Linked DNA regions of Homo sapiens: region 1 is linked to region 2. Evidence: read pairs that join two places in POLR2A ChIA-PET (ENCODE). Cell type or tissue: GM12878. All regions are shown on one strand. Links, peaks and the distances in the headings refer to the core of each region. The heading gives the core; the rest is flanking DNA.

What was found. ChIA-PET counts read pairs that join two places held together with the same protein. Peaks named below come from ENCODE experiments on the same cell type or tissue, not always from the same donor. Only the 100,000 strongest peaks of a DNase experiment are listed, where the experiment ranks them.
Region 1: POLR2A ChIA-PET joins it to region 2 with 5 read pairs; 10 of 35 experiments call an interaction of 5 or more read pairs at or near these places.

Annotation. Positions count from the first base shown.
Region 1 is chr12:19,389,064-19,399,994 of GRCh38, forward strand. No RefSeq gene overlaps it. Among named protein-coding and RNA genes, the nearest start is that of AEBP2, 45 kb to the right of the region's middle. In GM12878, for the core only: no CTCF peak of the experiment used is centred there; no DNase peak of the experiment used is centred there.
Region 2 is chr12:19,452,900-19,463,830 of GRCh38, forward strand. It overlaps AEBP2 (AE binding protein 2), which reads left to right. Exons shown (of 8, transcript NM_153207.5): 2 at 9,611-9,818. It also overlaps the pseudogene EEF1A1P4. Among named protein-coding and RNA genes, the nearest start is that of AEBP2, 19 kb to the left of the region's middle. RefSeq lists enhancers at 4,839-4,888, 5,399-5,448, 5,529-5,608, 5,964-6,487. In GM12878, for the core only: a CTCF peak has its summit at 4,869; no DNase peak of the experiment used is centred there; H3K4me3 peaks cover 403 bases; H3K27ac peaks cover 1,102 bases.

The DNA.
Region 1 (10,931 bases), core at 4,365-8,364, 64 kb before region 2:
AATCTTACCTGTGCCATGAAGCCTCCATAAAAGACACGGTTCTGATGAGCTTCCAGATGATTGAATGTATGGAGGTTCCTGGAGAGTGTGGAAGCTCCACACCCCTTACCCCATACCTCACCCTATGCATCTCTTCATCTGTATCCTTTATTATAAACCATCAGCGTAAGTGTTTCCCTGAGTTCTGTGAGCCCTCCTAGCAAATTAATCAAGCCCAAGAGAGGGTCTGGTTTGTAGCCAGTCAGAAAGTCTGGGGAGGCACGGACTTGTGATTGGCATCTGAAGTGGAGGCAGTTTTAGTGGGGCTGATCCTTCCACCTGTGGGAACGGACACTATCTCCAGGTATGTAGTGTCAGAATTGAATTAGAGGACACCTAGCCGGTATGCGCTGGAGAATCTGCTGGAGGTTTGCTTGGTGGGCTGATGGGGAGAAATCCACACACATTTTGGTGAGCAGGTGTGCTATGTCAAATTGAGTGGTCTCAACACAGTCTCATATTCTCACTGGCCAGAACCAAATGACATGGCCACCCTAGCCATCGGGGTGTCTGGGAAAACAAGTGTTTCTCTTCCCAAACTTTAGAATAGAGAAAGGCAAGGAGAAAAGAGTTGAAATGGGTGTTGAGTGAGCCAAGCTGCAAAAAATATCCCACAAACTAACATCCACCTCACAAACTAAATGTCACCTGCAGCGAACTGGTTAAATAAATCAGAGACTATCCAGTGCATGTTGTTCCTTATTGTATGGTGTGGTTAATCTATGAAAAGCTGTTCACTGTATATGTAGTAAACAGGGCAGTTTATAAAACAATATGTCCTGCAGGATCCCATTTTGTTAAAGAGACATGTATACTATTCATTCACAGAAAAGCCTGGATATACACGATAATGTTCATTCTGGATCTTCTTTAAACACTTCCACATTCTATGATTTATTTTTGGCAAGAAATCACGTCTTTGTTTTAGAATAAGGAGCAGAAAGTAAATTTCCATTTTTAGTTTCCCATTGGGCCAGAAACTGGAGATAAACTAGTCAGTTAAAATCAACCTGATGATGCCTTCTGCCCCCCACGTGACCTCTAAATGTTAGCTGTAAAACTTTGTGAGTTGAGTCAAAGCCAAGTTTAAAGGGAAAACCATAAATAAGCCATTTTGGAAAATATAGCTATTGGCAATCTGTTACATTTCACTTGTATTTCTAAGAGGACACACTCCAGCACATCCCTAGTTGCCTGACTAAAGCTCGCTTGGTAAAACAAAGTGATAATTATTTCAGCAATAGGCTCAGCGCACAATCATGTAGAACCTGTTTTTGAAGGAAGACTGATTGGCATGCCAAAAAGAAAGTCTTGGGTCAGGATGCTAAGTAAAAACTTATTTGTGAAATGGTCTGGAAGAATTTGATAGTGTGAATGTATCATCTCTGAGGAAATCTCAGGAACATCAACATAAAACAAGCTCTCCTTTGAGTTTCCAGTGATTTGGTTCATTTGCTTGTTTTTTGGAATGACTCATAGTTGATTTAAAACATTGTAATAGACAACTTACACAGTTACCTTTTTTTTTTTTTTTTCTGAGACAGAGTCCTGCTCTGTTGCCCAGGCTGGAGTGCAGTGGCGCGATCTCTGCTCACTGCAAGCTCCACCTCCTGGGTTCATGCCATTCTCCTGCCTCAGCCTCCCGAGTAGCTGGGACTACAGGTGCCCGCCACCAGGCCCGGCTAATTTTTTTGTATTTTTAGTAGAGACGGGGTTTCACCATGTTAGCCAGGATGGTCTCGATCTCCTGACCTCGTGATCCACCTGCCTCAGCCTCCCAAAGTGCTGGGATTACAGGCTTGAGCCACCCACCACGCCCGGCCACAGTTACATTTTAAAATCAAACCTAGCCCTAAAAAAATAATACCAGCATAACATAAGTCTATTATCTTGTCTACTATCTTGATCTGAAGAGAACTCTAGGCTTTGGTCCTTAACACCATCTGGGCTAAAATGTTCTGGGAGACTCAAGGAAGGACTGTGATTGCTTTCAGAGAGACAATAACCAGTTCTCGTAAGATTCCTGTGGATGGACCAAAAGTAGACTCAGCACATACATTTTGTGGAAACAACATATAATCCGTGGCACATCTGCCTCCTTTTACAAAAGTAAAAGAAATAAGAATTTAAAGGAAGGAAAGAAAGTGGAATCTGGAAGCAGTAAAAAGGCTATAAGCTTGAGGATTGGAGGCAGAAGGGAGCAAGGATCAGAAGGTGCATCAGGCATCAGGTTCAACTGAAGAGAACAATGAAGGTCACAGCCAGCAATAGAACTCACTGAGAATCTTCATAAATGTCTGATGAAACCACCAAAGAATATATTGTTTAAAATCTATTTTTATTTTCTTTTATTTTACTTTATTTTTGAGACAGAATCATGCTCTGTCGCCCAGGTGGGAGTGCAGTGGTACGATCTCAGCTCACTGCAACCTCTGCCTCCTCGGTTCAAGTGATTCTCACGCCTCAGCCTCCTGAGTAGCTGGGATTACAGGCATGTGCCACCACACCCAGCTAATATTTGTATCTCCTTTTTTTTTTTTTTTTTTTTGGAGAAGGAGTTTCGCTCTTGTTGCCCACGCTGGAGTGCAATGGCGCCATCTCGGCTCACTGCAACCTCCGGCTCCTGCGTTCAAGCTATTCTCCTGCCTCAGCCCCCCGAGTAGCTGGGATAACAGGCATGTACCACCACGCTCGGCTAATTTTGTATTTTTAGTAGAGACAGGGTTTCTCCATGTTGGTCAGGCTGGTCTCAAATTCCTGACATCAGGTGATCCGCCCACCTCAGCCTCCCAAAGTGCTGGGATTACAGGCATGAGCCACCACACCCAGCCGTCTCTCTCTCTTTTATTGTGAACAGGGTCTCACTGTGTCACCCAGGCTGGAGTGCAGTAGCATGATCCTGGCTTACTTCTTACTTCAGCCTCAACCTCCTGGGATCAAGCAATCCTCCCACCTCAGCCTACTGAGTAACTGGGACTATAGGCTCATGCCACTACACCCGGCTAATTTTTAAATTTTTTTATAGAGACAAGGTCTCACTATGTTGCCCAGGCTGCTCTCAAACTCCTAAACTCAAGCAATCTTCCAGCTCCAGCTGGAAAAATATGTATATGTTTTGCTCTTTGTTGCCCAGGCTGGAGTGCAATGGTGTGATCTCAGCTCACAGCAATGTCTGCCTCCCGGGTTCAAACAATTCTCCTGCCTCAGCCTCCCAAGTAGCTGGAATTACAGGAGCCTGCCTCCACACCTGGCTAATTTTTTTTATTTTTAGTAGAGATGGGGGTTTCACTGTGTTAGCCAGGATGGTCTCGATCCCCTGACCTCATGATCCGCCCACCTCGGCCTCTGAAAGTGCTGGGATTACAGGAGTGAGCCACTGTGCCTGGACTGTTTTGTTTTTGTTTTTGTTTTTGTTTTTTTTTGAGACAGAGTTTTGCTCTTGTTGCCCAGAGTGGAGTGCAATGGCACGATCTTAGCTCACCGCAACCTCTGCCTCCTGGGTTCAAGCGATTCTCCTGCCTTAGTCTCCCGAGTAGCTGGGATTACAGACATGTGCCACCACACCCGGCTAATTTTGTATTTTTAGTAAAGACGGGGTTTCTCCATGTTGGTCAGGCTGGTCTCGAACTCCTGACCTCAGGTGATCCACCTGCCTCGGCCTCCAACAGTGCTGGGATTACAGACTTAAGCCACCACGCCCGGCCCTGAGGTATTTTAAGTAGGAGATTGACAGGACCAGATTTGCCTTTTGAATAGATAACTGTGTCACTTTTGTATATTCATACAATGAAAAGGTTATGCTGCACTGAAAATAGACTTGGATGACACGTCTCAGCATGAAAATTTCACACAGATGTAAGATTAGTGGGCTAGGGGTAGCGACCAAGTGACAGAAGGATACATACAATGTAATTTTATCTATATAAGCATAAAATATTCATGAAAATATACACACACATATATGGACACATAAATATTGTAAAAATATAAAGACCTGTGGAAAAGGATAAATGGCAAAATCAGGTTATAGTTATCTCTGGAATGCTAGGCCGGGCAAGGTTGCCCATGCCTGTAATCCCAGCACTTTGGGAGGCTGAGGCAGTGACAGAGCGAGACTCCATCAAAAGGAAGGAAGGAAGGAAGGAGGGAGGGAGGGAGGGAGGGAGGAAAGGGGAAGGGGAAGGGGAAGGGGGAAGGGGGAAGAAAGGAAGCATTATGCTAAGTGAAGAACGAATTTACAAAAGGCCACATATTGTATGATTCCATTGATATGAAATATCCATCATAGGCAAATTCATAAAGACAGAAAGCTGATTAGTAGTTGCCAGGTGCTTAGAAAGAGGGAAATGAGAAGTGACTACTTGATGGGTATGGGGTTTCCATTTGGGATGAAGAAAAGGTTTTGTTAACGAGGTCATGATGTCTGCACACTATGAATGAATGTCTGCACATCATGAATACCTGTACTTAATGCCACCGAATTGTACACTTTCAAATTGTTAAAATGGTAAATTTTATGTTATGTGCCTTTTACCACAATTTAAAGGGAAAGAAAATGAGGAGGCTCAGGTTTGTGCACTTAACCATACCACTCATCTAACTTTATGTACTTGCTCATGCTTCACAGAATGTAGAGATCCAGGCTGGGTGTGATGGCTCACGCCTGTAATCCCAGCATTTTGGGAGGCTGAGGTGGATGGATCATCTTAGGTTGGGAGTTTGAGACCAGCCTGGCCAACATGGTGAAACCCGGTCTCTACTAAAAATACAAAAATTAGATGGGCGTGGTGGCGGGCGCATGTAATCCCAGCTACTAGGGAGACTGAGCCACGAGAATCACTTGAACCTGGGAGGTGGAGGTGACAGTGAGCTGAGGTCATGCCACTGCACTGCAGCCTGGGTGACAGAGTGAGACTACATCTCAAAAAAAATAAATAAATAAAAAATAAAATTAGAGACTGTGTCTCAAAAATAAATAAATAAAATTTAAAAATAGGCCAGGGGCAGTGGCTCACACCTGTAATCCCAGCACTTTGGGAGGCCGAGGCGGGTGGATCACGAGGTCAGGAGATCGAGACCATCCTGGCTAACACAGTGAAACCCTGTCTCTACTAAAAAAATATAAAAAATTAGCCGGGCGTGGTGGCCGACACCTGTAGTCCCAGCTACTTGGGAGGCTGAGGCAGGAGAATGGCGTGAACCCGGGAGGTGGAGCTTGCAGAGAGCCAAGATCACTGCCACTGCACTCCAGCCTGGGCAACAGAGCGAGACTCCGTCTCAAAAAAAAAAAAAAGAATGTGGAGATCCAAGTTGATCAAAAAGACATGGTGTTCCCTCTGCTTGAGACAATCTCCTTTCAGGCACACATGAACTCACACCCACACACCCTTTCCTTTGTTCTAGGAAATCCTACCTACCTTTCAGCTAAGACCTCACTACTTCCAGAAATATTTTCCTGACTGCCTTATGCCTCTTGGGACAAAACATCCCTCTATTGTGTACTTCACAGCTTTAGCTTCTTCCCTATTGTAGCATTAATAGACTTGTGAGTCCCCCACTGTATCCCCACGGTATCTCCCGACTTAGCAGAGTGTTATGCACATAGTAAATCTTTGCTGAGTGAAAACATATGTTATAAATATCTTGTTTTTTAATAAAAAAGATTATTATCTCTCTGTCTCCCAAAATTACAAGGATCTGGAATCTCACAGACAGGAGGAGAGAATAGGGCGGGACACTATGGCTCATGCCTGTAATCCCATCACTTTGGGAGGCTGAGATGGGAGGATCACTTAAGCCCAGGAGATGAAGGCTGCGGTGAGCAAGCATTGGGCCACTGCAATTCAGCCTGGGCAACAGAGTGATGAGAACTTGTCCAAAAAAAAAAAAAAAAAAAAAAAAGGTTAACCAAGTTCTGAGCTGTTAACATGACAGTAATAACAGACTTTTTTTGTTTTTATTTTTGTTTTTTTGAGACAGAATCTCACTCTGTCATCCAGGCTGGAGTGCAGTGGCGCCATCTTGGCTCACTGCAACCTCCGCCTCCCGGGTTCACGCCATTCTCCTGCCTCAGCCTCCCGACTAGTTGAGACTACAGGCGCCCACCACCACGCCCGGCTAATTTTTGTATTTTTAGTAGAGACGAAGTTTCACCATATTGGCCAGGCTGGTCTCAAACTCCTGACCTTGTGATCTGCCTGCCTTGGCGTTCCAAAGTGCTAGGATTACAGGCATGAGCCACTGCATCCGGCCTGGACTTATGTTTTAAATGGTGCTAATCTAGATTAATTAATTAGAAAAACCTCCTTTGAGCACCCACCATGTTTCTAGTATTGTGTTCCATGTGGTTTAAGTTGCATAAGACACAGTTACAACCCAGAAGGATCCTGTACTACCACTGCTCAAGCAATGGGGTCACCCACAACTTCATCACTTTTCTCTCCTCCCTGCTCCAGTTGTGCAGCAATGATCCCTCCACTTCTATTCTTTCTCTCTTCCTACCAGGGACCAGTTCTTCAGCGAGGTGCTGGGGATAACAGCATGAGCCAGACTAGAGACCCTGCTTACGGTTTACTTACCCATCATCCTCAGATATCCTAGATGAGTTTTCTCATCTGTATAAAAAGGAAATAGGGACTGGGCGCGGTGGCTTATGCCTGTAATCCCAGCACTTTGGGAGGCCGAAGTGGATGGATCACTTGAGGCCAGGAGTTCAAGGCCAGCCTGGCCAACACAATGAAACCCTGTCTTTACCAAAAAATGCAAAAATTAGCTGGGCATGGTGGCATGTGCCTGTAATCCCAGCTACTCGGGAGGCTGAGGCAGGAGAATTGCTTGAACCCAGGAGGGGGAGGTTGCAGTGAGCCAAGATCACACCACTGCACTCCAGCCTGTGCAACAGAGTGAGACCCTGTTTAAACAAACAAACAAACAAACAAACAAAAAGAGGAAATAGAGTTACCTGATCCTGAACCTGGCCCTAAGGTATGCTTTCAAAATAGGTTATTTCCCTTTCCCTCCTCTCATTTGACCAAGAGCTATGAAAGAAGTGTTGTGTGCTCAGAAAGTCCAGCTCCAAGTTCAACCAGCCAAGCATGGTGACTCACGCCTCTAATCCCAATATTTTGGGAGATCAAGGTGGAAGGATCACTTGAGGCCAGGAGCTCAGGAGGTCAAGATCAGATTGGGCAACACGGCAAGTCCCCGTCTCTTAAAAAGAAAAAAAAAATTAAAAAAGAAATTGGCCGGACGCGGTGGCTCATGCCTGTAATCCCAGCACTTTCGGGGGCAGAGGTGGGCAGATCATGAGGTCAAGAGATCAAGACCATCCTGGCCAATATGGTGAAAACCCGTCTCTACTAAAAGTACAAAAAAATTAGCTGAGCATGGTGGCATGTGCCTGTAGTCCCAGCTACTCTGGAGGCTGAGGCAGGAGAATCGCTTGAACCTGAGAGGGGGAGGTTGCAGTCAGCCGAGATTGCGCCACTTCACTCCAGCCTGGGTGACAGAGCGAGACCCCGTCTCAAAAAAAAAAAAAAAAAAGAGGGAAATTAGTCACTTAGGAAAATAATACCTTTTCTTTTTCTAAATAAAATACAAACAGAGTCTTGCTGTGTTGCCGACAATTGTCTTGAACTCCTGCTCTTAAGTAATCCTACTCCTTTGACCTCCCATGGTGCTGAGAACAGGCGTGAGCCACTGCACCCAGGCTGCCTTTCTAAAATAGAAAGATGGCTTTCAAGGCTGGACGCAGTGGCTCAAGCCTGGGAGGCCAAGGTGGGTGGATCATTTGAGGTCAGGAGTTCGTGACCAGCCTGGCCAACATGGTGAAACCCCATCTCTACTAAAAATACAAAAATTGTCGGGCGTGGTGGCTCACACCTGCAGTCCCGGCACTTTGGGAGGCCGAGGCGGGCAGATTACCTGAGGTCGGGAGTTTGAGACCAGCCTGACCAACATGGAGAAACCCCGTCTCTACTAAAAATACAAAATTAGCCATGTGTGGTGGCGCATGCGTGTAATCCCAGCTACTCAGGAGGCTGAGGCAGGACAATCACTTGAACCCGGGAGGTGGAGGTTGCAGTGAGCCGAGATGGCACCATTGCACTCCAGCCTGGGCAACAAGAGCGAAACTCCATCTCAAAACAAAACAAAACAAAACAAAACAAAACAAAACAAAAATTACCTGGGCATGGTGTTGCGCACCTGTAGTCTCAGCTACTCGGGAGGCTGAGGCAGGAGACTCTCTTGAACCTGGGAGGTGGAGCTTGCAATGAGCTGAGATCTCGCCATTGCACTCCAGCCTGGGTGACAAGACTGAAATTCTGTATCAAAAAAAAAAAATTTTAAATGAACCAGGCATAATGGCACATCCATGTAGTCCCAGCTACCTGGGAGGCTAAGGTAGGAGGATCACTGGAGCCCAGGAGTTCTAGGCTGCAGTGAGCTATGATGGTGACACTGCACTCCAGCCTAGGAGACAGAGCAAGATGTTGTCTCTAAAAAAAAACAAAACGAAAACCTTTCTTTATCAAATTCTTATTTCGCCTCCGGGGACTCCGCCCCATCTAAGATAGTCTGCCTTTGATAGCTGTTTCAGCTGCCTGCTGAATCTTGCCTACAAAGATTACAAACAAATGACACATCATGAAGCCATCTTGCTGGCAGGTTGGATGAGAAAGTTTTCCATCTGAGAACTTGCTCTGGAGCTGTGCTGAAGGATAACAGGTTGTAACTTGGCTCTAAACTCTGGGACTGTTCAGCAGGTCCCAGTGGTGACCTCCAGTTATAATTAGGCAATGACCCATAAATGTGCAGACAGATTAGAAAATTAGAGGAGGCCAGCAGCGAGTCTCATGCCTATAATTGCAGCAGTTGGGGAGGCCAAGGCGGGTGGATCTCTTCAACTCAAGAGTTCAAGACAAGCCTTGGCAACATGGTGAGACCCCTGTTTCCGTTTCTACTAAAAATACAAAAATATGTGTGTGTGTGTGTGTGTGTGTGTGTGTATATATATATATATGTATATATATATAGCTAGGTGTGGTGGTGTGCACCTGTAGTACCAGCTACTCGGGAGGCTGATGTAGGAGGCGGGAGGATCACTTGGGCCCAGGAGGCAGAGGTTGCAGTGAGCCCAGATGGTGTCAGCCTGAGCGACAGAGTGAGACACCATCTCAAAAAAAAAAAAAAAAAAAAATTAGGGGAGAGAGACAGGGATTTTTTTTTCCCCTGCACCATGTGTCTCACTTAAAACATTGAGATGTGGCCTGGCACAGTGGCTCCCCCCTCTAATCCCAGCACTTTGGGAGGCTAAGGAGAGAGAATTGTTTGAGCCCAGGAGTTCAAGACCAACATAGGGAGTTCAAGGGAAACACAGGGAGACCCCATCTCTAAAAATATTTCAAAAATTAGCTGGGTGTGGTGGCTCACACCTGTAGTTGCAGCTACCCAGGAGGCTGAAGAGAAAAGATCACTTGAGCTCAGGAGGTCAAGGCTACAGTGAGCAGGGCATGGGGCCACTGCATAGCAGCCTAGGTGACAGAGCAATACTCTGTCACAAAAACAAACAAAAAACAAAGCAGCAACATAAAGAAAACAACCAAACATTCAGCTGTGAAATAATTGCCTTTAAGTAGAGTATGTACCAATTCACTCAGCTTGTTGGACTCTGATGTCAATGAGGCCAGGAGCTTACCCCCCCCGGGGGGCCAGGAGATTCAAATACAGGCAACATTTCTTCCATCATCAACATCCCTACTTCCAATTTGTCATCGCAAAAGTGCTGTTATTCCCAAGGGATTTTAAGGAGGTGATGTAGACAGGACATTTTCAACACTCCTGGGGAAAGTGTGTCTTTATATATTTGTAATGTCAGATCAGTAGTATCATCTTGATATTCAAGGGACTGCCCTATCCTAAAACATAAACTTGAGAAACTTATGTTAAGTGAATAGCATGGAAGTTAATGGTCAAATGCAGTATGTCTCTTACCAAAGGAGACTTGGACACAGAAGAGCCTCACATTTGTAAATGCTTTAAATCCTGATTTCCTTTTAGGTCACAAGTCTGTCTTCCCTTGCCAACTTCATACGTAATGCAATGGCATCAGCTTTTGGTGAAAGCTTGATTGATTCCTTCTTCTTCTTCTTTTTTTTTTTTTGAGACGGAGTTTTGCTCTTGTTGCCCAGGCTGGAGTGCAATGGCGCAATCTTGGCTCATCGCAACCTCTGCCTCCCAGGTTCAAGTGATTCTCCTGCCTCAGCCTCCTGAGTAGCTGGGATTACAGGCATGTGCCACCACACCCAGCTAATTTTTTTGTATTTTTAGTAGAGTCGGCGTTTCACCATGTTGGCCAGGCTGGTCTCAAACTCCTGACCTTGTAATCCGCCTGCCTCGGCCTCCCAAAGTGCTGGGATTATAGGTGTGAGCCACCACACCCGGCCGATTCCTTCTCTTTCAAAAGCAATCAAGAGAATGAAGCAATTAAACTTAATAACACACAGTAGAAAGAAAACAGCTTTGTTTGTGTTTCAGTCCTACCTTAGGAAGATCCTGTAGCTTTGCATTAATTTTAAAGAATTTTATGACAATAGTTATATTGGTTATTCGTATACTCCTAATTGAATCAACCTGTCCCAACAGTTCAAATTTTATGGAGTTAAAGTGTTCTTAAGTAATTAAATAGAAGGTTTCTTAGTAGGATATTTAAGGGCATTTCAAGTGAATAAGGCCAGCATTATAGATCTAAATTATGACTCGGGCTCATCTTACACATAGGCAAACATTAAGGACCTACTAGCCTACTTCTTCCTAAATTATACAGGGCAACAAATTGTTGTGATTCATTTTAATCAGTAGAGATTAATAAACTTCCTGAAATGGTTCTTTAT
Region 2 (10,931 bases), core at 4,359-8,358:
CATTGTAATGTTTACCTAGTTTGATAAATAGGCCTGTGAAAAACTATTATAGACTTACGTTCTTTTTTTTTTTTTTTTTTTTTTGAGACGGAGTCTCGCTTTGTCGCCCAAGCTGGAATGCAGTAGTAGCATGATCTCGGCTCATTGCAAGCTCCGCCTCCCAGGTTCACGCCATTCTCCTGCCTCAGCCTCCCGAGTAGCTGGGACCACGGGTACCCGCCACCAGCCCCGGATGATTTTTTTGTATTTTTAGTAAAGATGGAGTTTCACTGTGTTAGCCAGGATGGTCTCGATCTCCTGACCTCGTGATCCACCCGCCTCAGCCTCCCAAAGTGCTGGGATTACAGGCGTGAGCCACCGTGCCCGGCCGACTTAACGTACTTTCTTAAAAGTTTTTTTGTAGAGATGGGGTCTTGTCATGTTGCCCAGGCTGGTCTCGAACTCTTGGCCTCAAGCAGTCCTCTCACCTTGGCCTCCCAACATGTTGGGATTATAGGCATGAACCACTGTGCCTGACCTATATACTTTCTTTTTTTTTGAGAAGGAGTCTTGCTCTTTTGCTCAGGCTGGAGTGCAGTGGCTCGATTGAGCTCAGCTCACTGTAGCCTCCGCTTCCTGGGTTCAAACGATTCTCCTGCCTCAGCCTCCTGTGTAGCTGGGATTACAGGCACGCGACACCATGCCCAGCTAATTTTTGTGTTTTTATTAGAGATGGGGTTTTGCCATGTTGGCTAGGCTGGTCTCAAACTCCCAACCTCAGGTGATCCACCCGCCTTGGCCTCCCAAAGTGCTGGGATTATAGGCGTGAGCCACCGCACCCGGACAAATGAATTTAAATTTGAAGTGGGTGTTTGTGGATGATACATGTTTATGTCAGTTTTAGCATCCAGTTTCTTTCTTTCTTTGTTTTTTGAGACAGAGTATTGCTCTGTCACCCGGGCTGGAGTGCGGTGGAGGCGGGATCACAGCTCACTGCAAACTCCACCTCCACGGCTCAAGTGATTCTCCCCCCCTCGGCCTCCCAAAGTGCTGGGATTACAGGCTTGATCCACCATGCCTGGCCCCCAGTTTATGTCTTTATTCTGTTTTGGCTGCTTGGTTCTGCAAATCTGATTTGGAGATATGGACAGTCTCCATGTCTCCATGTGTACCTTAGTTTGTTCTTTTTTAAAAATGGAGACGGGGTCTCGCCATGTTGCCAGGCTGATCTCCAACTCCTGAGCTCAAGCCGTTCGCCGCCTCTGCCTCTCAAAGTGCTGGGATTAACAGATGTGAGCAACTGCGCTGACCACATTAGTTCTACTGATTTAGGAACAGGGATTAGTAGTAAGGACGTTTTATTTGGAAGACAACATTGTTTATTGACTTTAATTGTTTTCACTTCCTGTCACAAATGCAAAAGTGACCAGAACCTCACACTGAACTCTTAATACTGTTTTATGTCAACTTTTAATTGTTACCACACACACACACTTGGCTAGACCCTTAAGTGAAGGGAGGATTCACAAAGTAATTGTGGGGAAAGGTCTTTAATTGGTTAAGGTATAAGGTATACGATTTGCAAGCATGATTTTATGTGAATGAAGATGTGAAGGCTTAAATTAGGGTGGTAGAAACACCAGTGCAGCAGAGCCGTAGCCTTTTTACTCAGTGATGTATTCATAGAAAATTCTGAAATTCGTAGATTTTAGTTTTTTTGAATGTCAATAAATTATGCTTGATTTCAGGTTATATACTCTAAATCCTTCAAGTCCTTGTCCTCTACCTTCCTTTAAAGTTAGATATTACAGTGCTTGCTTTGGCGGCACATACACTAAAAAAAATAAAGTTGGACATTTCAGTAGGCTAGACCTCACCAAAGATACGGCAGGTGGGTGGAGGGGGGAGAACGACCCAAAGTTACCAAGGAGGAGCTACAACACAAATGAATTTGCTCACAGAACTGAAAAGAAGACTGCCGATAAGGCTTGCCCCTATCCATTTGACCTCAGACTGAATTTCAAATTCAGCAGTTAACCTCAGAATAAAATAAAAGTATTCCCGTTTAGAAACATATTCTTTTGATCTGTTTTAGGGAGGTGCTCAAGCTTTGGTGGTTCTCAGATTTTTTTTTTTTTTCATGAGATAGAATCTTGCTCTGTCATCCAGGCTGGAGTGCAGTGGCACAATCATAGCTCACTGCAGCCTTGGACTTCTAGCAATCCTCACCTTAGCCTCCTGTGTAGCTGGGATTACAGGCACATACCAACATGCCCAGCTAATTTTTTTTTTTTTTAAGAGACAGGGTCTTGCTATGTTGCCCAGGTTGCTCTTGAACTTCCAGCTTCTAGAAATCCTCCCGCTCCAGCCTCCCAAGTTGCTGGGATTGTAGGCGTGAGCCACTGCGCCTGGCAGAAGTCATATTTCAATAGCCCTTTAAGATAATTGTGTTGCTATTTGGTAATAAGACAACACTTGGCAAGTGGTAGTTTCTTAAAGATTATTTGCAATGTGTAATCAGAAACCATGTTAGTGAACTTTTCTCAGTTACTTTAAGACCATAGTTTTGTCCTTCTCAGTCATGGTAACATAAGCATCCATGTATTGCTTCCTATGCTCATGCACCTTGTCATTTAGCAAAGTGATCTTTATAACTTTCTCAGTATTGGCAACCCTGTCAGCCCTGGTCACGTCCACCAAGCAGATACTTGCCTAGAAGTAATTTAAGACTCAAAGTTGGGGCTGTTCTGGATGTATGAGTGAGACAGGCTTCGAATTTCCAAAGGAAACCATTTTTATAAAATCATACAGTTGATCGCTCTAGCTGTTGGGTGGAAAACTGGTCTGCTAGATAGTTTCTAAACTAAGGGAAAAGAGGAAAAGGAGAATGTTGTTGATGTTGAAAATATCTCAGGTTGCTCCCTAAATATTCCATTGACATCTCTAACAACGTGTGTGTAGGTGTTTTTTAAACTTAAAAATTTGGTTTACCATTTTACCATATGAAACAATTTCTTAGATGGTCTCATCAGTTTCAGTTGGGTAACAATACTAGTCAAAGAGATCTTTTTTTTTTTCCTCATTAAACTTTTTTAGGGGCTCTCAAAATTCCTTGACAAATTTTTAGTCAAGTTGTTTCCATTAAAAAGTACTGATTTTAAAAACTAATAACTTAAAACTGCCACGCGCAAAAAAGAAAACCAAAGTGGTCCACAAAACATTCTCCTTTCCTTCTGAAGGTTTTACAATGCATTGTTGTAACCAGTCTTTTACTACTAAACTTAAATGGCCAATTGAAACAAACAGTTCTGAGACCATTCTTCCACCACTGATTAAGACCGGGGTGGCAGGTATTAGGGATAATATTCATTTAGCCTTTTGAGCTTTCTGGGCAGATTTGGTGACCTTGCCAGCTCCAGCAGCCTTCTTGTTCACTGCTTTGATGACATCCACTGCAACTGTCTGTCTCATATCATGAACAGCAGCGCGACCCAGAGGTGGGTAGTCTGAGAAGCACTCAACACACACGGGCTTGCCAGGAACCATATCAACGTTGGCAGCATCACCAGAGTTCAAGAAGTTAGGGCCATCTTCCAGCTTTTTACCAACATGGCGATCCATCTTTTCCTTCAGCTCAGCAAACTTGCATGCAGTGTGAGCCGTGTGGCAATCCAGTACAGGGGCATAGCCAGCACTTATTTGGCCTGGAAGGTTCAGGATAATCACCTGAGCAGTGAAGCCAGCCGCTTCCATTGGTGGGTCATCTTTGCTGTCACCAGCATCATTGCCATGACGAACATCCTTGACAGACACATTCTTGACATTGAAGCCCACATTGTCCCCAGAAAGAGTTTCACTCAAAGCTTCATGGTGCATTTCGACAGATTTTACTTCAGTTTTAATGTTGACTGGAGCAAAGGTGACCACCATACCAGGTTTGAGAACACCAGTCTCCACTCGGCCAACAGGAACAGTACCAATACCACCAATTTTTGTAGACATCCTGGAGAGGCAGGCAAAGGGGCTTGTTAGTTGGATGAGTTGGTGGTAGGATGTAGTCCAGAGCCTCAAGCAGCATGGTTCCACTGGTATTGCCATCCTTACAGGAGGATTTTCGTCCCTTGAACCAAGGCATGTTAAAACTTGGCTCCAGCATGTTGTCACCATTCCAACCAGAAATTGGCACAAATGCTTCTGTGTCGGGGTTGTAGCCAATTTTCTTAATTTAAGTGTTGACTTCCTTAACAATTTCCTCATATCTCTTCTGGCTGTAGGGTGGCTCAGTGGAATCCATTTTGTTAACACCGACAATTAGTTGTTTCACACCCAGTGTGTAAGCCAAAAGGGCATGCTCCTAGGTTTGTCCATTCTTGGAGATACCAGCTTCAAATTCACCAACACTGGCAGCAACAATCAGGACAGCACAGTCAGCCTGAGATGTCCCTGTAATCATGTTTTTGATGAAGTCTCTGTGGTTAAGTCTCTGTGTCCTAGGGCATCAATGATAGTCACGTAGCACTTGCTGTTCTCAAATTTCCACAAGGAGGTATTAATGGTGATACCACGTTCACGCTCAGCTTTCAGTTTATCCAAGACCCAGGCCTACTTGAAGGAGCCCTTTCCCATCTCAGCAGCCTCCTTCTCAATTTTTTCAATGGTTCTTTTGTTGATGCTACCACATTTGTAGTTCAGATGGCCAGTAGTGGTGGACTTGTACGAATCTACGTGTCCAATGACGACAATGTGGATATGAGTCTTTTCCTTTCCCATTTTGGCTTTTAGGGGTAGTTTTCACAACACCTGTGTTCTGGCGGCAAACCCATTGTGAAAAGAAAAAAAAGCTAGTCAGAGAGATCTTTTCGGTTCCTACTAGTCAAAATGTCACAGCAGCATCAAGCGGGCACTTGTTAGAAATGCTTTATCTCAGGACCTACCCTAAACCTGCTGAATCAGAATCTGCAGTTAATAATACTGAATGCAGAATCTGCATTTGATTTGTATACACATGAAAGTTTGAGAAACACTGCTTTAGATTATCTAAGCTATCTGCATAGTGTGAGTGTATTGTCTGGCTTAGGTATTCTTCCAAATATCAGGGTGTATAGGTCTTCACATTTCATGAAATCAGTAGGTGTTCATTGAAAAGGAGAATTAACTGTGTGAAAAAATTTAACATATGTATGGTCCTAGAAATACTATAAGTTTAGGTGGATTGTCTCTTGTTACATAACGTATTATAGGAGGAAGGGCACTGCTTTCTGTGAAATTGCTATCTAGCTCAGGGTCCTGTCACAATCAGAAGTTACCTGTCATTTGTTTTCTGTCCTCTACTGTTGCATCAGGTCTGTTGCCTTCATCAGTCGAGAGAATGGAGAGGACCACTGGTGGCAGCATGGGTCTGGGGCCAAAAGGGAGCCTAGAGGCTTAGGATTGGATACTTCCTAGAAGTTGGAGGAGCCTAAGAGGGGTTGTGAAGCAGAACTTCTGTTGGCCCTGTTCAGCTTGGGGGAGACTCTGTGTGGGATGTCTTGAGTGTTCCAGGACGTGCCTCTCACCTTGTCTGCCATTGTATTCACAGCTTAGTCCCCAGTGGTAGGCAAAGCTCATGCTCTTAACATTTACATTATGTTGTCTTTATGAGGAGCTATATCCACATGAAGTATTGTTTCAAGTGTGTGATATCACACATAGACTCAACAATGATTACCGTTACCAGATTTTGGACTTTTTTATATGGTTCCTTTTCTTTGGCAAAGGTAATAAGCAAAAGTACATGAAGTACTATGTAGACAGACAGATTCCATAATGATGTTTCGCAGCTATATAAATCTCTCTTAACCTTACTGTGTCCAGTTAAAAAAAATCGATTTGGTTTTCAACTAATTTTGGACTTTTTAATAAAAGCAGTATAGGTACAGCATGGTTAAAATGGTATAAAAGGGTATATACAGTGAAAGATAAGTTTCTCTCCCACTCTTCCCTTCCCCCAAATATTTACTAGGTTTCGTATATCTTTCTGTGCCCTTGGAGACTAGCTATGTCTCTGTCTCCCTCCCCAACTTAGGTATGCAAATTGGATCATGACTACCCTGCACTTGTGTGTGTTTTACTTAACTATACCTTGGAGATTGTTCCATATCACATTGAGTTTTTATTGCTTTTCCTGAGATTGTTTATAAATTGGTTATGATTGGTTGTTCACTTAGAATTATTAGTATTTGCCTTGGAGTTAAATTAGTATAGTTTATGTAAGTATGTGCTTTACAGTTGAATGTTTTAAAATATTTAAAGCAAGTGATAGGGAAAATAGGTAACCATTTCAGGGTTAAGGGCCTCATGAAACTTGAAATTTCTTTTTTTTTCTTTTTTTTGAGACAGAGTCTCGCTCTGTTGCCCAGGCTGGAGTGCAGTGGTGCGATCTGGGCTCACCGCAAGCTCTGCCTCCTGGGTTCATGCCATTCTCCTGCCTTAGCCTCCTGAGTAGCTGGGACTACAGGCTCCTGCCACTATGCCTGGCTAATTTTTTGTGTTTTTAATAGAGACAGGGTTTCACTGTGTTAGCCAGGCTGGTCTCGATCTCCTGACCTCGTGATCCGCCCGCCTCAGCCTCCCAAACTGCTGGGATTACAGGCGTGAGCCACCGCGCCCGGCCGGGGGAAACTTGAAATTTCTAGGGTTTAAATAAAATATGTATTTCGGTATAGAAAAACCACCATACCCAAGGTTAGTCTTGCAACAACAAACAATATATGTATATTCAGATATTCAAGAGCTGATTCACATTTGAGAGTTTTACAGAGATTACAGAGTTTTAGAATGAAGCCTTAGAGTTGCACTTTAGAATCTATATTGACTAGGCAGGTAAATATATATTTATTGCATTTAACTAACTAGGTAGGTAGATAGATGAGCTTAAATACTAGAATATCCTTTAAAGGAAAACCTGAGACATTTTTCATATCTGAAGCATCCTACAAAAATATCTTTGCTTTTAAAAATGGATACGTTTCTAGCATGGGCAGCAAAACAAGACTCTGCCGCTACAAAAAAATAGAAAAATTAGCTCGGTGCAGTGGCTAATGCCTGTAGTCCCAGTACTTTGGGAGGCCAAGGCAGGAGGATTGCTTGAGCCCAGCCTGGACAACATAAAGAGACCTCATCTCTACAGAAATTTAAAAAATTTAGTTGGCCATAGTGGTGCACACCTGTAGGCCCGGCTACTCAGGAGGCTGAGGTGGGAGGATCACTTGAGCCTGGTAGGTCAAGGCTGCAATGAGCCGTGATAGCACCACCGCACTATAGGCTTGGCAACGGAGTGAAGACCCTGTCTTAACATCCCCCCACCCCTCACAATAGGTACATTTGATGTTAGACACAGATCATTATAAAGCTTACTTAAGCTAACAAAATTCATGTAAATTTTCTCAGGTGTGAGTGAATAGGTTGTATTGGTATATAGGTGAACGTTCTTTTTGTTTTTTGAGACAGAGTCTCGCTCTGTCGCCCAGGCTCGAGTGCAGTGGCGTTACCTTGGCTCACTGCAACCTCCTACTGCAACCTCCTCCTCCCAGGTTCAAGCAATTCTCTGTCTCAGCCTCCCGAGTAGCTGGGATTACAGGCGTGTGCCACCATGCCCAGCTGATTTTTGTATTTTTAGTAGAGATGTGGTTTCACCATCTTGATCAGGCTGGTCTTGAACTCCTGACCTTGTGATCCACCCACCTCGGCCTCCCAGAGTGCTGGGATTATAGGCGTGAGCCACCACGCCCGGCCTGAAAGTTTTTTTTTTTTTTTGAGACAGAGTCTAGCTCTGTCGCCCAGGTTGGAGTCCAGTGCCGCTATCTCTGCTCACAGCAGTCTCCGCCTCCTGGGTTCACACCATTCTCCTGCCTCAGTCTCCCGAGTAGCTGGGACTGCAGGCGCACACTACCATGCCTGGCTAATTTTTTATATTTTTAGTAGAGACAGGGTTTCACCATGTTAGCCAGGATGGTCTCGATCTCCTGATCTTGTGATCTGCCTGCTGCGGCCTCCCAAAGTGCTGCGATTACAGGCATGCGCCACTGTGCCCGGCCTGAATGTTCTTTTTTTTTAAGAAGGTATATACTGTGGTTGATTGTCATGATGCCTGCAATTTTAAAATGATTCAGAGAAACAGATTACAGATAGCAAATAGGGTAAAATGTTAATTGAATTCAGATTTAGCTGTATTTTGTGTCTTTGAACTTTTCCATGATAAAAACTTGGCGGGAGGGAAACATACCTCTTTAAAGTTAATATAATTTTCACAACTTGACTTGTGTTGTTTCTTAAATTGCAAGCAGATACACACCTTTTCATAGATTTAATCTGAAAACATTCTTTCTCTTGACCCTTATGATTGAAGTGACTTTCATGTAATTTATTTATTGAGAAGATTTTGAAAAAAGAAAATAAGTGAATTGCTTTTAAAATGAAGGCGGAAGTGTGATACATTTTATTAAGATGTGAATTTTTGAGCATTTTGACCACTAGTATATACTTTTTTTAGTAAATAAAAGAGTTACTACTGTGTAATACTTTATTTTATTTTTTGAGATGGTGTTTTGCTCTTGTTGACCAGGCTGGAGTGCAATGGCGTGATACTTTATTTTATTTTATTTTATTTTTTGAGACGGAGTTTTGCTCGTTGACCAGGTTGGAGTGCAATGGTGCGATCTCGGCTCACTCCAACCTCCGCCTCCTGGGTTCAAGAGATTCTCCTGCCTCAGCCTCCTGAGTAGCTGGGATTACAGGCACCTGCCACCACACCCGGATAATTTTTTGTATTTTTAGTAGCAGTGGGATTTCACCATGTTGGCCAGGCTGGTTTCAAACTCCTGGCATCAGGTAGTCCACCCGCCTCGGCCTCCCAAAGTGCTGGAATTACAGGAGTGAGCCACTGCGTCCAGCCATATGTAATACTTTAGTAAATAAAAAGTAAAAGGGATTGATTGGCATTTTCAGTCTTTTTTTTTATGGCTAGAGATGAGTTAAAAAAATAAAATTTTAGGGCTAGGAAAAGATTTTTTATTTGGACTTTAGAAAAATCAGAGACCAGTTTTCTCTCTTCTGCTTTTTTATTTAGCTGGGAAAATACTGCAAAATTTCCCCAATTCTTTGACATGAAAAGAAGTAGGATGTGGCAGCAGTTATATTTTCAGATTAATGAATAGAAGAGATTTCAGGTCAACAAGTGATTTGCAGAGCTATAAAGATAATGCTTTGATTGTGAATTATTTACAGCTGGAAACTCTTACTTTCTTATGCTTCTTTGAACTGTAGAAGGGATGAGATGTGATAAGCTGTGTGTGTGGGGGTGTGGGTGTGGTTTGTTTTCTGTAAGATGTAGTATTGAGTTCATGCCTGCCAAAAGTTGCTTAAATTATTCCATTTCTGATTTTGAGGTACTGTCGTGTTTCTGTCTTGATTTGTACTTCATTGCCAACTAATTAATTTAAAAGCATTGTTGTTTTCTCATGGAGAATATGGTTACTATGCTTTGTTCACATGGAGCAGAATGTCAAGTGGTAATCTTAATTAAATATTTATAAGATCATATTCATGTTAGTGAATTTCTAGGAATAACACAGCCTTTTTTCTTCTTTTGTAGCATAAGCAGTACTATAATGGATGTAGACAGCACAATTTCCAGTGGGCGTTCAACTCCAGCAATGATGAATGGACAAGGAAGCACTACTTCTTCAAGCAAAAATATTGCCTATAATTGTTGTTGGGACCAGTGCCAGGCTTGCTTCAACTCTAGCCCAGATCTGGCAGATCACATCCGTTCCATACATGTAGATGGTCAGCGAGGAGGGGTTGGTTTTGTCATTTCTTTTTTTCGCTCCCTGTTTTCGTTAGTTTTATTAATTTATAATTGCTAGTTAGGCTTTTTTGCTGAAAGTAATTTGGGATTATTTTTACACAGGCTTAGTTTTTTCAAGTGAATTTTTAATAATTATTTCCCATATACTTGATAGAATCAAATAAAAATAGGGTATGTGCTGGATTTTAGTTTGTTTTTAGATACGTTATTTTGAAGAAATTAGACTTTTAAAAGTATAGTAGGTGACAGTATTATTAATGAATACAGTGTATTCCAGGGTTCTGATGTTTTGAGTTGAGAACATTTAGAATTAGCACTTTCTTGATTTTCCTTTGTTAGAGGATCCTAAATTATTCCTGACGCTTAAATTAACTGGGGAGACTATTGGTACCAGGATTAGTGTATGCAATTCTATTAAATAACAACCTGAACTCATTATTTGTGAGTGAGAATTGATCATCTTTCCCAGGTCTTGTCAGAGCTGATTTAGATGGAAAGTTCTGATTAGTTAGTATTGACCTATATGTCCTTTCAGGAATACATTTAATTGTGTCAGTTCATGTAACTTCTATTAGGTACTGAATAAAGAGCTAAGCAAATTGGGTAAGCCAAAAGTAATGTGCCAAAATATTAATTTATACATTGTTTCAACTTTACCTAGAATTTTGTTGAATAGTTATCACACTTAGTGCATTTTTCAGAAATTAATGTCACAGTGTAAGGGCAGGTAATTTATTAATATTAGGCCACACATTTCCTATCAGCCTGGCATCACTATTGAAGAACAGATAACTAACACAGTAAAAATCATCATGGTTTAAGTTAGTGGGTAACTGTTTCCAAGGTTCTGTTGATATTTAGAGTATAGTATTGATCTTTTTTTTTTAAACATCCAACCGGGTCAACGTTTCTAACATTTTAAGCAGTGATGTCATACTTGAATTTTTTTTTTTTTTTTTTTTTTTTGAGACGGAGTCTCACTCTGTTGCCCAGGCTGGAGTGCAGTGGCGTGATCTCAGCTCACCGCAGCCTCTGCCCCAAGTGATTCTCCTGCCTCAGCCTCCCGAGTAGCTGGGATTACAGGTGCCCGCCACCATGCCTGGCT